Regions from separate parts of the Homo sapiens genome. Here region 2 is linked to region 1. Evidence: read pairs that join two places in POLR2A ChIA-PET (ENCODE). Cell type or tissue: Caco-2. All regions are shown on one strand. Each heading gives the region's core, and the rest is flanking DNA. Links, peaks and the distances in the headings are about the cores only.

Region 1 (7,219 bases), core at 782-5,781:
TGGTAGAAGCATCCACATGAAGTGGGGAGCTGTGCACTGAGAGGACAGGGAAACTCCACACTTGTTTCCCCAATACCTTCTCCTATGCTTCTCTTGCATTTGGCCACTCCTGAGTTTATCTTTCATAACAAAACCATAATTGTAAGTAGAGTGCTGCCCTGCATTCTGTGACTCATTCTAGCAAGGGATTAAGCCTGGGAGAAGGTCATAGGAGCCCCTGATTTCACAGCCGGATGACCCTTGGGCCTTGTGGCTGGTGTCTGCTGTGGGGCAGAGTCATAGGACAGAGCCCTTCACCTCCAGTGTTCATGGCATGAACTTGTTGGACACCCAGGTGGCGCCGGATAACTGGAGAACTGAGAATTGAGAATTGCCACTTGCAATGACACCAGACAAGTGCAAAGTCAGACAAAGTCCTGTGTCCTCTCTAAGAAGGCCAATGCCCCTAGTTATTCTTTAAGCCTGAATCCAAGGGTCTCTACTATGTCTCCTTCTTGGCTGTGGAAGACAGCCCCCTCCACCCTCCCATCCCACTCCCCGGCAGTCCCCAGAACATTTCCATGGCATTTATCACTACAGAGAGGTTTGGATAGGTCTAGGAAGTTAAGACCTCCATAGGCCAGGTGGACCTGGGCTCACCCATCCTTTTCCTGCCACCTGTGCCCCACCCACATCTCCAGAGCCCAGACCCCAGGTCTGGAGCCTCTTCTCACAAATACACCATGCCCAGCCGTCACACCTGGGACCCCATGATGCTGTATGTTTCCTGCTGTGTCTCCCAGCAGACTCTGCTCCACCACTGCCACCTGGGCAATTCGCAGCAAGTGCATCCAGACCACAGGCATTGGCAGCAGGGAGTCAGGCCCGGGGCAGAGACAAGAGCCAAATCCTGATGTTGACATGCAAAGGATGCCACACCTCCAGGGACATCCAACAGGCAGCCAGTTCCAGCCAGTTCCAGCCAGTTCCAGGGGATGAAAATACAGAGATCCTTTACCCGCCTCCACCCCCTCTCCAAGCAAAATTGCCCAGTGCTCCTTTGAAGACTCCGAGGTTGCATCTAAAATGCTTCTGGAAATTACTGTTTGAGGTGTCACCCACCTCCCACATCCAGCCCCTCACAGGCACCTCAGTTGTGCAAGAAGGAGGAAGAGCTGGGGGAAAGATTAAATAGAAGGTGTTGGCGGGAGTAGGGGGAAGATGAAATGACAGGAAGATAAACACGGGGTCCTACACCAATGAGACCCAGGGTTGGGGCTGGGTGACCACAGCCAGCCACTTGATGTCTCCAGCTCTCTTTAAAATAGAGACGGAGTGAAATCTTTCTTGTTGTGGCAACAAAGTGAGGGAGGCACGAAGAACCTCTGTGAATGTGATGAGCCCACTGAGGAGAGGCGAGACCACCAGGGCAGGCGGGGCTGTCCTCACCAGCTGGCCCCCTTGGGCCCAACACCCCCCTGCCTGCCCTTCGGCCCCTGCCTGAGGGAAAGAGGAGACCCCAAGAGCAGCCAAAGACACTGAAAATGAAACACAGAACAAAAACATCAAGACCAAAGCAGAATGGAGCAGTAGTGTGTGAGTCTACGGGGCCATCCTGAAGGGTGAGGCGGTCACTGACAGCGGGGGTACGGAGGCACAGCCGCAGTGTCAGATATCTGTGCCTTTGTCTCATCCTCTGTGAAGTGCCGATAAAACACACATTCAAAATGTGACTTCTGCCCTGTCAGTGACTCCCTAATCTGGGGAGGCAGGCTTCAAGATGCTTTCAGTCCCTGGGGATGTTTGCAGACAGAAGTAGAGAGACATTGTCCGTGGAAAGCCATAATCATCTAGTATTTGAATGTTTCCGAAAAGGCTTGTTTTCGTCTGAAATGACATAGCTGCCCCTGTCGGTTTTGTCCACCCTGTATGTCCTGTTCCTTTCATTCTGGAAACACAACAAACCGTGCGTAAACAAACGTGGGCAGCTCTCTACGCAGTGTTCTTTGAGCCTGGTTCACACTGAGCGGCTCCCACAGCTGATGCGGAGTCCGTAGCTATGGATCCTGGACAACAGGTCACATGTTCCAGGAGGATTCTAGCAAGTTCTCCCCATACCCAAGCAGCCTGTGAGGCTAATGTTCAGATGAGACGGCTCTGTGGGAGGCCACAGCCTGTGCTGTGGGAGAACTTTCCCAGGCATGCAGGGCAGGACGGATCCATGGAGCCCACCATTTATGTTTCTTAGTATTCTAACCAGATCCCTCAGAAGTCAGATGCAGAGAACACAGAAATCAACCTGTGTTTCACAGCACACTGATCCAGCTCTCTGCATAAGGCAGTGGTTTTCAGACAGGTGCATAAAGGGCTGTGCGAGTGATTGCTAGAATGCAGATTCCCGGCTCCTCCCCCAGAGATTCAGACTTGGCTACTCTGGAGTGGGGCCGTCCTCATTCATTCCCCGCTCCACCACTGACCTGCGTGTTTCTGTGTAACCTCTGTGCACCTGAGGTCTTCTGAATGAGGGGTACTGACTGGACATGGAGATACTAAGGGCCTTTTAAAAATCTATTTTCCAGGTGCTGCGATGGTTCAGTAATGTAGTATCTCAGGCCTGGTGCACAGTATGTGGTCAGGGTGCATTGCTTTTGTTAGCAAGATAAGGTGTCACATGCTTCTTGGATTCCAGGGATTCTTTCCTCTATCTGTCTACAACTGTCATCCTTACCCTGGTTATTGGATTGATCCCATACATGGATTTTGGGAGAAATCCTGTTGAGACAGTGTCCTTGCAGTTTCTGTCTCTTAGCCACAAGCCTGGCCCTCTGCCCCTCCCCGACAGTGACGAGACCTAATCTGCCCTTTGCCCTGTCAGGCCACCATCAGGAAATAATTTCACAATTCTAGTGGAACAGCAGGGGCCCCTTCACAAGACAGTTATGTAATAGAGCTCGTATTTGCAAACAGCCTGCCTCCCTAGCTGACTTAAGCAGGAAAGGAATTTATAAAATGACATTAGAAAGCTTCTATCTCAGGAGAGCTCGAGGATCACATGAAGACGCTCTGGGCCCTGGTGACACAGGTGGCTCAAGTAAGGGACACTCCCCTTTGGCCTCTGCCACTGCTGCCCTTGAATTTCCTGCTCCCCTGCAGGAGTCAGGACTCTGCCTCCCAGGGTGTCAGGCAATCTGGACTGGCAGCTTGCAGGGATCATGTGGGGTATGTACCCCAAGAAAAGTGGGGTGCTATTGCTAAAGAAAGGAGGCAGAGGTGCTGAGGCCACACACACATACACATTTGCACACTCTCATACACATGCATGCACACACACATACACAATCATACACCCCCAATCACAGACACACTCATACCCTCATGCATGTACTCATATACACACAATCACTCACTCATACTCACACACATACCCATACACACTCATGGATATACTCTCACACATTCATGGTCACACTCACATATACATACTCTTATACATATGTTCACACACTCCCTTACACACTCACACACACACACCTACACACTCATACTTATACACATGCATGCACACAGCCATGTACAATCATACACACACACTCATGGGCACATACTCATGCTCACACAATCCCACATGCACACAAACATATATACAACATACCCATACACACGAATGCATATACTCTAACACTCATGCTCACACTCACATACACACTCACGTATACACAATGACACACACACCCCATATACACATTCCTCATACACACTAATACACACACCCTTATGTACCCTCACACACAATCACATATACACAATCACACACGCACACATGCCACACACATACATACCCTTATACACACTTACACACATACACTTCCTCATAACTCACACATACCTGCTCACACACAGTCACAGATACATACACAGACACACACCTGCACATACACACATACACACGCTCACACTCATGCCCTCTCCAGCCCTTGCTGTGCTCCAGCCCTGGGCACGGCTCAGGTGCAGGCTACAGTGGATCTCCATGACTGGAAGCCGGTGGCTGAGGGCTGCGTGGAGCTGACAGTGAGGCAGCCGCTAGAGCTGAGTGTGGCCCTTGTGAGGACCAGAGGTGCCACTCGTTTCCAGGGAAGGAGAAACAGAGAGTGGAGCAGGATGGATCTGTACCACCTGCTGGCTTTCAGTAGACAAAGTAGGTCACACGACTGAGAGACTGTTGAAAGTCCCTCTGGGAAGGCAACAGTCGGAGACAGCACTTAACGGAGGAGGGGCCCTTGGGGCCCTGAGTGAGGGAGGAATTGCTGAGCAGGGACGAAGCACAGAGCCCAGCCCGCTTGGGACAATTTCAGGATTTTTCTAAGCTGTTTGTGAAAGTTGTCTATTGTTGAAAATTAAATTATACAAAGTTACAACTAAACACATTATATTAAAACTTCCAGCTTGGTGCTGACCTTGACCCGGTGTGGCATGTCAGCATCACGGCTCCTCCTCCCGACTCTGCCGTCAGTGAGGGAACTGGAATCACGGAAGTCAGCAAAGGCTACAAATTAGGACTTCTGTGCTCTTCTGGAGAGCCAGTGAGACTCCTTGATCAGCACAGCCCTGGCTGGAAGGCATATTATTGCAGGTTACCTTCAGCTGTCCCAGTCATTCCCATGGCCGGCTTGGGACCTAGGCTTTGGGCTCCCAGCTCCCTTCTCATGACTCATGGACTGGAGCCTGTTCTCATGTGGGATGGGGGCACTAACTCCCCTGCACTTCAGGCCTTCTCTGTGCAGGATCTGAGGGCTCCAGCATCCAGAGAAACCCCTCAGGCCAAGAGCCAGAGGCTATGGGCAGGGTACGGGCAGCTTCAGCTAAAAGGACCTTCTCCAGTTCAGCCTCCACCTTTCAATGTGCTTTCCCCCTTTTATCCCTTTTGTGTTCCTCCTGTGACCTGACACCATCCACAGGTACCATCCATTTACAGGACTGTTCACATCCACTCACCCCTACTTCACACATGTGACCCAACTGCCCATTGGCTCAGCTCCCTCCTGGCTGCCTCCTGCGGAGCCCTTTTCACAAAGGGAAATCTGTGCCCTGTGGTCACAGCAAAGCCAGACATCAGATTGTGCAGGTGGGATGGAAAGAATTGAGCTCAGAATTCTCTGGGGGCTTTACAGATCACAGTAGACCTGAGCACAAAGAATCCAGCACTTTCCATCAACTTCATATGCTTTTATGTCAAAATGGTCTCTAGCTGAGCACACTCCCACACTTCACTTACAGACACACCAGCATTGTAAGAAGACAGCAGACAGCTAGTGAGGGGCCAGGTGAAGGTGACGCTCCTGGCAGGGACCTGGCCAGGCTCAGTCTGCAGAGGTCAAGCACATCCTCTTTCAATGTATTTCTCTCTCATCTAAGAGCACAAGCTTAAGATCATTATTTGATTCAACCATGACTTTTCTTGCAGCCCTAGTGCAATGTGTTAACAAGCTCATTCCATTAACTAATTTTCTTCTTTTTACAAAGAAGTACAGTAGCCCAGGAGGAAAAAAAAAAAAAAAAGGATGCAGCACTTGACTCAGAGGAGCCACACTGGGCTTTCTTCCAATGCAACTGCAGGTAGCACTTTGAGAAAATAAGGCCTTTGGATAAATTTGCCTGAAACAAGTGATTCCAATTTCCCCTGTTACAGACGTGGTTCTTGACTCTCTTGGCAGGTGAGTGAGTCAGATGGGCAAATTAATCAGATGGTGAACGCCCAAGACCCAGCTCCAAATTCAACAACACCAGTTGCCCTGAAACTATCATTACATGCTACAAACCCAAACAGGCCTGAACTCCACAACCCATTCCCTGGGCAGGCACCAGTGCCAGGCGGAAAGTTTCAGGGAGTCAGCCCGTCAGAACGTGACCTCCCTGAGTCCACACACACCCAGGCGCCTCAGACACAATCATCATTATTATAAGAGCAGCAACAACAAAGCCTGCCTCTATAGGCTCTCTGCCTCCTCCAAGCTCGGACGCATATTAAATTATTAATGCTAATGGGGCCTCCCATGTTGCAGATGAGAAAACAGAGAGGTGGTGTTTTCTGAAGAGCAAATTGTCGATTGCATTACAATGATTAGAAATTGTGGCTGATATACCCCGTGACTAGACTCTGCAGTGATTTTAATATTTGAAGACTTAAACGTCTTAATTTCAAGTTAGAGGCCACTGCTAAAATTCTATGAGGACTTATATGCATGTATTACTCACTATCAAACTCCACTTGGTCCCTGATTTCAGAATGCAAGAGATCAGACGTCTGTTTAAGTGATAATCTGCTTTTTTATAGCATTGTGATATGGCAAAATCTATAGTAATTTTAACTTATTGGTATAAAGGGCAAATAATCACTAGTGATTTCATTCTGACCATGACTCTTATCAGTCATGCTGTTGTTGCCAAATAAACCCAGGCATTGGCTATTTGCTCCAATCAGTACTCATTTCCTTTCTTCTCCTGCATTCAGATCCAATCTTTCCACTTTCTACTTTGCCTTTCATTCTGTCTTTGTTTTGTCTTTTGACTTTCTAAGCTTGTATCCTTTATAACCTATACTCCATGGAAATAAGAACAGGTCTAAGCAGGAGATGCTGATGTGGAGATTCTGAAAGAGACTTTTAAGCCTCTTCCACACTCTATCTTCTTGGTTCACAGAAACCTTTGTTAGTCTGGAAAGTGGTCCCCGTCTCCCACAGGAAAACACTTACACACAAGTGAACAGGAGGACAAGGAGAGGCCCCCCTCTGAGGGTGGGCATCCCCTTTCTTCATGCCCACCTGCCTTCAGGAGAGGCCCTTTGTGGTTCAAGAGCCTCTTTCCCCAAGAGTGACAGGAAGGAGGGCAGGGAACGAGGAGAATTTGGAAACATGGAGGCAGAGGGGTTGGCCTGGAGACTGGGGATATCCCTGATTCTGGGAAGGGGTGTGAGTCTGGGGGAGCCTCTTGGGGAGGTCGAGGTCAGTGCTGGAACTCATAGGACCCCAAGGGGAGAGACATGGCTGCCTTGTACACCCAGAGGGCTGGACTGGGCTGCCCAGGCTGCAGACCCAGACAAAGACTTCCGTGCCCACATCAAACCCGGAAGCTCTGTCTCCCTCTGCATGGGCATCTTAGCAGCCATCCTGATGGGCCAAATACCATAGTCCCTTACTGTGTTTCCTGGGCACGGTGTCAGGCCCAGAGGTACACATGGGAGCCA
Region 2 (7,219 bases), core at 1,551-6,550, 350 kb after region 1:
GTTGCAGTGAGCCAAGATCCCACCATTGCACTCCAGCCTGGGCGACAGTGCTAGACTCCGTCCAAAAAAAAAAAGAGGTCCAAAAAAGTTAGAAGCACTGATGTATACTATGTTTTCAAGAAGTTTGACCATAAAGGAAAACAGACATGGAAGCCACTTGAAGGGAAAAGGATGTCAGGAAGGTACCTGTAAACTTGGGATAAACATCATGCCAGATGAGGCTGCAGATCTTTCAGAATCTTCTGAAAGATTCTGTATTAATCTAAACCAAGGAAAATGTGGCCACTTTCATAGGCAATCAGTCAAGTTTTCTAGCAGCAAATTTACCCATTGAGCTTTGCACCTTACTGAAAGTTTGTCTGAGTATGAGATTCTAGTATGCAAATCATTTCGCCTCAGGATGTGGAAGGCATCTTTCCACTGGTGTTTGATTCCCGTAGCTGCTGAGCAGGAGTTTGAGGTCAAGTTCATCTTAAATCCTTTGCATATAACCTATTCTCTCTCCCTGTCTCTCTCTCTCCCTCCCTGCCTCTTCCCACTCCCCACCCCAACATGCCTTTAATATCGTCTCATTATCCCTGGTATCCTGAGTTTCATGATGATATGCATTGATGTGGGGCTGGGGGGATTTGTCCACCATTGCGCTAAGCACTTCATGTTTCTTCCAGCCTAAAAAATCCCCCTCCTTCCATTTTGGTAAATGTCTGTGATGATTTCCTCTCTCTCTCTTTTCTATTTCTGGAACTCCTCTTTTATCAGATGTATCTCCTTGAATAGTCTTTGAATTTTCTTCTTGTATATCCCTTTGTTTTTCTGTTCCACTTTCTGGAAGAGTTCCTCAACACCGTTTCTCAAACTCCTATTGAGTTTTTTACTTAGGCCACATATTTTTCTTTTCTAAGAGCTCTTTCACATACCTTAAAAGTTATCTTTTTAACATCTCACCATTGGCTATTTCTTTGTTTTTTTGCATTTTCTTTGAGTTGTCTTTGTTTTTCTAATGCATTGTACTTCTTTCCCTGAGTTCCTTTTTTCTGTTTGTTGCTGTTTTGTTTGTTTGCGTGCTTGTGTCTTCCCAACAGAGGCTTTCCCCAGCTGCTCAGGTGTCTAGGGCCATCTCTTTCACTAATTAAGGCCCCAGTCGGCTGGCTGGAAGCTCAGTGTGGATGACCAGAGGTTGTCATAGGATCACTTCACTGTAGGTTTATCAGATGGGTACCTGGTGGTCTTATGCCAATTAATAGGTCATTTTTCTTTGGTTTCTCAGTTTCACCAAAGAAGAATCCTTTGACATTCTGGGTAACGGGCATAATCCTGGTGGCAACATTCCCAAAACTGAGTGGAGGGCTGAGTGGGAGGGATCTGACTATTCAGAAAGCAGGTTTTCACTTAATTCACCTGCTCTCCATCTAGGTTCTGTGTCCTCAACTCCGACTGGAATCTCCAAGTTCAGAGCCTCCTGGGTCAGTGTCTCCAAGGAGTAACTCTCCTGCCTTCTGCAGGGTGGCTGTGCCACACCCTGGCCTTTGGTGCTTCTGATTGCAAGTCTCCTGGGGTTCCGTGTGACCATTGTTGCAGCTGTAAAACATGGTTCCACAGTTCTCGATGCTCTTCTATTGAGAGGTAAGGGTCTATGGACCCTTCAATCTGGCAGGCTTGTGACTGCTTCAAACAACAGATTATGGTTAAAAGAAGGGCAATGTGACATCTGCATCTAGGTCAGAAAAGGCCAAGCAGCTGTCACCTAGAGACTTGGAATGTTCCCTCTGCGCACTTAGCCACCATGCTGTGAGGAAGCCCCACCACATGAAGAGGCCACGAGGAGATACTCTGTTGACAGCTCTAGCTGAGTCTAGCTTTTGAGTATTCCCAGCAGGGGCTCCTGACACAGTGGATCAGACATAAGGTAGCCCTGCTCTGCTCTGTCTGAATTCCTGACCCACAGAATCTGTGGGGATGATAAAATGATCTTTGTGTATTCTCATTTGGGCTAGTTTGTTGTGCATCAACAGTAACTGGAACAACCATAGGTTTTCTTCTTTGTTATACCAATACCACCACCCCCCTCTCTCTCACACACACACACACACACACAAACTTGCTGGTACATAGGTTTTAGTTAATACCTGTGTATTAACTAAATACACAGGTATTAACTAAGCTAAGCCATGTACTTTCCATTTTCCAAAATTGTGTTGACACGTCTGATCTGCTGGTATCCACATCCCTTTGGATTGATATCTTTTCCTATTCATTTACTATAATTTTGTGATGATTCAGAGGGAATGTAGAAAAACACACATAATCGATGTGCCAATTTTAACCAGAAATTGCAGCAAACCTTTCCTTAGTGCATCTAAATGAGTAAACCCAGAGCCAAATTAAAATCACTTCAGGTAAACTGAGGCAGTAACTTGGGAAACAGTTGTGCCCCAGGGTCTCCCTCAGCCACAGCAAAATCACTGCCATATCTGTACAGTCATTCTGAGCCCAGGCAGGCTTCACCTTCCATTGCTTCGTGTACATGTAAAATATCAAGAACAAAGGGGGAAGCTTCCTGCATTGATCTCCAAGATGCTTAGAGCTCACCACTAATTTAAAATAAAAGTTTGATCCAAAATGAGGCAAGAAATTTCCCCAAAGAAAAAATATCTCTCAATGGAAAGTAGCTGAATGTCCTGTGAGTTGGGCTGGGTCTTGCTGTAGAGGAGGAATGGCTGGGGCCCCACAGAAACGCAGGCTTGACATTGGAAACAGTGAGCTCAGGCCCTCTCGGCCACTGGAGCAGTCACAGTGCAACCCCCACTCCCCCAAGGAGTGTGTGGCTTTGACAGTGACTTAACCACAAATGGTAAATCTGGTCAACTGACTTTAATTGTGAGCTCCGACTAGGAACAGGTGGAGTCTGAGGTTTAATACTACTTAGATCAGTAATTTTAGATTTAAAAACATCGTTCCAAGGTCACAGGCTGCATCCATAAACCTGGCAGCCCTATCAGATACTTCTCTGTTGTGTGTGAATCAGCAGGACCTGTCACAGTTCCTGGAAAAACAACTCCAAACACACACCGCCCCGCCTCCCCCATAGTTCCGTAAACTTGAAGAGAGAAAGCACGACCATGGTGATTTTCAGTACATTCAGTGGTACCCAGAGCAGAGAATTGCTACAATGCCCTAAATGACTGACTCAAGCACCATTTGGTTTTATAAGAAGAAAGAGAATGAACAAAAAGTCCAGCCAGGGGCTCAGGCTCCCAGACTCTACGTTGCGGCAGCCACTCCCATGCTGTGTACCCTCCCCAGGGCAGGCTGCCCTTTCTGGGCCTTCCAGGCCTAGACTAGCACTTGTCGACCTGGGGTGGCACTGCCTCATCTGCCCTGTCTGGCCCTGTCTCAGTGACTGAGGGCTTCTCCCAGGAGTCAGTGCCTGGGGGCCAGAGCTGCTGACTGCCCTGCAGGAGGCAGCCCGTCCTCCACCACAGGGTGTCCTTCCCAAGAATACACACCATGCACCTTCCAAAGGGCAGGTGTCCCATCTCCAGTACTGTGCTCTGACAGTGTGCTCAGTGCAGAATGGAGACATGAGTGGGTGACCCTAAGGGGCCTCACAGCTCTGAGATCACCCAGTGTTTCACTATGAACATTTCTAATATCTAGAAAAGTGGAAAGAATTGCATCCTGAACTCCACAGCGTGCATGCACCATGAACATTTTGCCATACCTGCTTTATCTCAAATCTGTCCACCCACTCATCAGTCCATCGTGCTGTGTACCTACTTCAAAGACAAGGACAGGCATCCGGACCTTTGCCCTAAGCACACGGGCCTAAGTGTCATGAACTCAGTTCCACGTTTGTTTGATTTTTTTTTTTTTTTTTTTGGTAACATGTGGGTATTGCAGCAGAGACATGTGCTCCTCCGTTCCTAGACAGAGAAGGGAAACATCCGGCCAGACTCATTTTGGAAGGAGTGATTAGCTCACCATACAAAGAATTTTATTAAAAGTTTGCTTCAAGGAGATGCTCCAGGCACTGGGTCCCACACAGCAAGGAAAGTAGCCCCCAGCGCTGACTCTCCCAAAACTGTCCCTCCAGCTCTCCGCAGCCACACTCCACCACCCAGACAGTTTCATACCAGCAACTACACTCACAGAGGTGCAGCATGAGGGACCCACAGCACAGACAAGGGGGAGGGTCCAACGATGTAAAGAGGGGCCTCCCGGGTGCTTCTATCAGGAAGTCTCACCCAGCAAGAGCTCTGTTCCCATCCCTGTGTTTGCACAGGACAGTCCATCCTGCTCTGGTCTCACACCCAAGCTCTGCCTTGGTGTGTCCCTGACTGGACGCCTTCTCAGACTCAGGGCTATGACAGGTCACTTCCCTGTGACTGGAATTGAGTCTCCTGGTTTCTCTCACGTGTGGGGACAGTTTGCTCGCTTCTTCCAAACAGACAGTCTTGCTCTCCATGTTACCATATCCCATGAAAGCAGACACTGAGCTGGAGGCCACCCAGAGCCCTGAACTCGGCGCCTTTCTTTTTCTTAGAGGAAGCTCCAAAGCCCCTACCCCTGCAGCCACTCCGTGTTTCACAGCCTGCAACAGCAGCAGTGGCCCCAGGCTTGCATCGCAAACACAGACTCACACGTTCCCAAGCAAAAGGCATTTGTCAGACCTCCTCCTTACACAAGAGATGGATGAGCTTCCAGGAGCTGAGCCACCCAGGAAAAGAAAACGCTGTGGGGCGTGCAGCTCCGTCTGTCTGTGTTGTCCACAAGCACAGGCAGAAGGAGTCCTAGGTGGGGACGCTTGGCTGGGTCTGGGGTGGGCAGCTCTCTCCTCAGTGCCCTCTCCTCCTGACTTTCTATGTCTCTTCCCTCCCTCATCCGAGAACTGTCCACCTGACCTTTATACCCCTAATGACAGATAGAAGCCTCGGCCTCCCAGTAGGACAAGGCTTTAACCAAGGAGATGATCCCAGGTCAGAGCCACGAGAGCCATGGACCAAGCCAGGCCTCAGCCCGCCCTCCCTGTGCTCGGCTGCTGTGGAGTCAGGGGGTTACCAACTGCGAAGGGCTTGGAGGAGGGGACCCCATCTCTCAACTGGAGGAGTATCACAGAATTCAGACTACGTTTTAAAGCCACAACCCACCACACGTGTCCCTGAAATCAGTCCATGTGGGTGCCCACCCCAATGACGTCTCAGGACCTCTGCTCTGAGGCATCTTGCCTAGGCGGTGAGGTTTTGCATTTTTACTCAGTTTAACTCAGGTTTTATGACTCCCACATCTTGGGAGGAGACAGGGAGGAAGAAAAGTTGGGGCAACACAACCTCTCCAGCATCATCACCACTACCCCCGCCTCCCAAAGCCTCAGAAAAACAAGTCTATCCACCAGAAAGGGCAAAGCATTCTCCCACAGGCAAATCTGCCGCACGAATGCAGAAGGCGCTAATAAACATGATCATAAACTTGGAATCCACAATCCACAACATGTCAAAGGATTTGGAAGAAAACTTTAACTCCTGTGAACTACATTAAATTCTAATCTCCTAGACATTCAGAATGAAAATGCAGCTTGCTACAGCTGGGCTCCCGCTCTGTCCTTTGCAGACTCAAACATCCACAGCATGGTGTTTGTGCAATAAAAACTTTAAGTCAAAGCCTGTACACTGCAGAGATAGAAGGACATACCCAAGATTGTCCTGGTAGCTCAAAATAAATACACAAGCATGCTTTTGGATTCCATCTGTAGGGGATTTTAGCCCTATTTTTCAAAGAGCCTCCTAATCTACTCATGAAAATTGGGTGTTTGTAGCCACTAAATCTAGCAAAATCCATCTAAGGGTAGGCAGGTACAAATGTGCTGACCACAGCACATAGCCAGGTCTACAATGAAGGAAAATCTAATACCATATGGAAATAATTGAGCCTATCAATATCTCCATTTAAAACTCCCTCTTTGACAGGAAGATCCATAATAAAGTTATTTAAGGAGTCGAAAATCTACTTGTTATGTTCTAATAAGAAACGCACGAGTTTCTAAAAACATATTCCAGTCCTTGTGTACCATGCGGCATTTTGCATGTTTCTCTTCCTATATTTTTTCAATAAAGCATGGTGGTTGTTGGCTGTCAATGAAAGCCACCTGTGATGTGTGGAGTTGAACATGGAGGATGTTCGTGGGTTGTCTGATTCTAAGCAGGCTCATGCAGCCTGGAGGTGAAAGTACCTGGAGTTACATTTTTATGCATGGGGGAGGGACAATTTAGTACCTTTTTGGAAATACACACACAAAATATTCAATGATAAGTGATATGGTTTGACAGTGTCCCCACCCAAATCTCATCATGAATTGTAGCTCCCATAATTCCCAAGTGTCGTGAGAGGGACATTGAATCATGGGAGGTAATTAAATCATGAGGGCAGGTCTTTCCCGTGCTATTCTTGTGATAGTGAATAAGTCTCATGAGATCTGATGGTTTTATTAAGGGGAGTTTCCCTGCGCATGCTTTCTTGCCTGCTGCTATGTAAGATGTGACTGCTCCTCATTCACCTTCTGCCATGATTGTGAGGCCTCTCCAGCCATGTGGAACTGTGAGTCAATTAAACCTCTTTCCTTTATAAATTACCCAATCTTGGGTATGTCTTTATTAGTAGTGTGAGAACAGACTAATACAATATGCTTGTGTTCACTTCAAGTTTTCAAATTTAACACTAATGTGGAATTTCATTTTGACCTAGGCTCTTTCCCGGTGAGATAGGATTTTTGTCTGCAATTCTGAACAACCAGAGTTTCCAAGAACACAGTCAACTAAAGGACATTATTATATAAAACTTTCTGACTCAGCTATTCTTTTCCTACTAAATATGATTATTTATGAAAACAATTAGGCATAACTGTTAAGATGATACCACTCTGACCATCAGATGCAGCTACAGGATAGGTTTGAGGAAAGGCAAACACAAGGAAAACAAGTTCCTGTTCCCTTGGTCCCTCCAGGGCAATGCTGGCATCAATGACTCTTGATGACTTTATTCTTCTGTAAATGAGTAAGAAGATGCTAAGAGCTAGGAAGTCTCCATTTTTCTATTTAGAGTGCTATGTTAGTCCATTTCGGCTGCTATTACAAAATACCATAGACTAGGTGGTTCTTAAAAAACAGAAATGTATTTCTCACAGTTCTGGAGGCTGGGAAGTCCCACAGCAAGGCAATGGTAGATT

The links. Peaks named below come from ENCODE experiments on the same cell type or tissue, not always from the same donor. Only the 100,000 strongest peaks of a DNase experiment are listed, where the experiment ranks them.
Region 2: POLR2A ChIA-PET joins it to region 1 with 9 read pairs; 2 of 35 experiments call an interaction of 5 or more read pairs at or near these places.

The regions. Positions count from the first base shown.
Region 1 is chr9:89,989,979-89,997,197 of GRCh38, reverse strand. No RefSeq gene overlaps it. Among named protein-coding and RNA genes, the nearest start is that of MIR4290, 30 kb to the left of the region's middle. In Caco-2, for the core only: no CTCF peak of the experiment used is centred there; a DNase peak (open chromatin) is centred at 2,917.
Region 2 is chr9:89,645,036-89,652,254 of GRCh38, reverse strand. The region is part of intron 1 of LINC03062 (long intergenic non-protein coding RNA 3062); the gene reads right to left. Among named protein-coding and RNA genes, the nearest start is that of LINC03062, 8.9 kb to the right of the region's middle. RefSeq lists an enhancer at 3,361-3,870. In Caco-2, for the core only: no CTCF peak of the experiment used is centred there; DNase peaks (open chromatin) are centred at 3,461 and 3,784.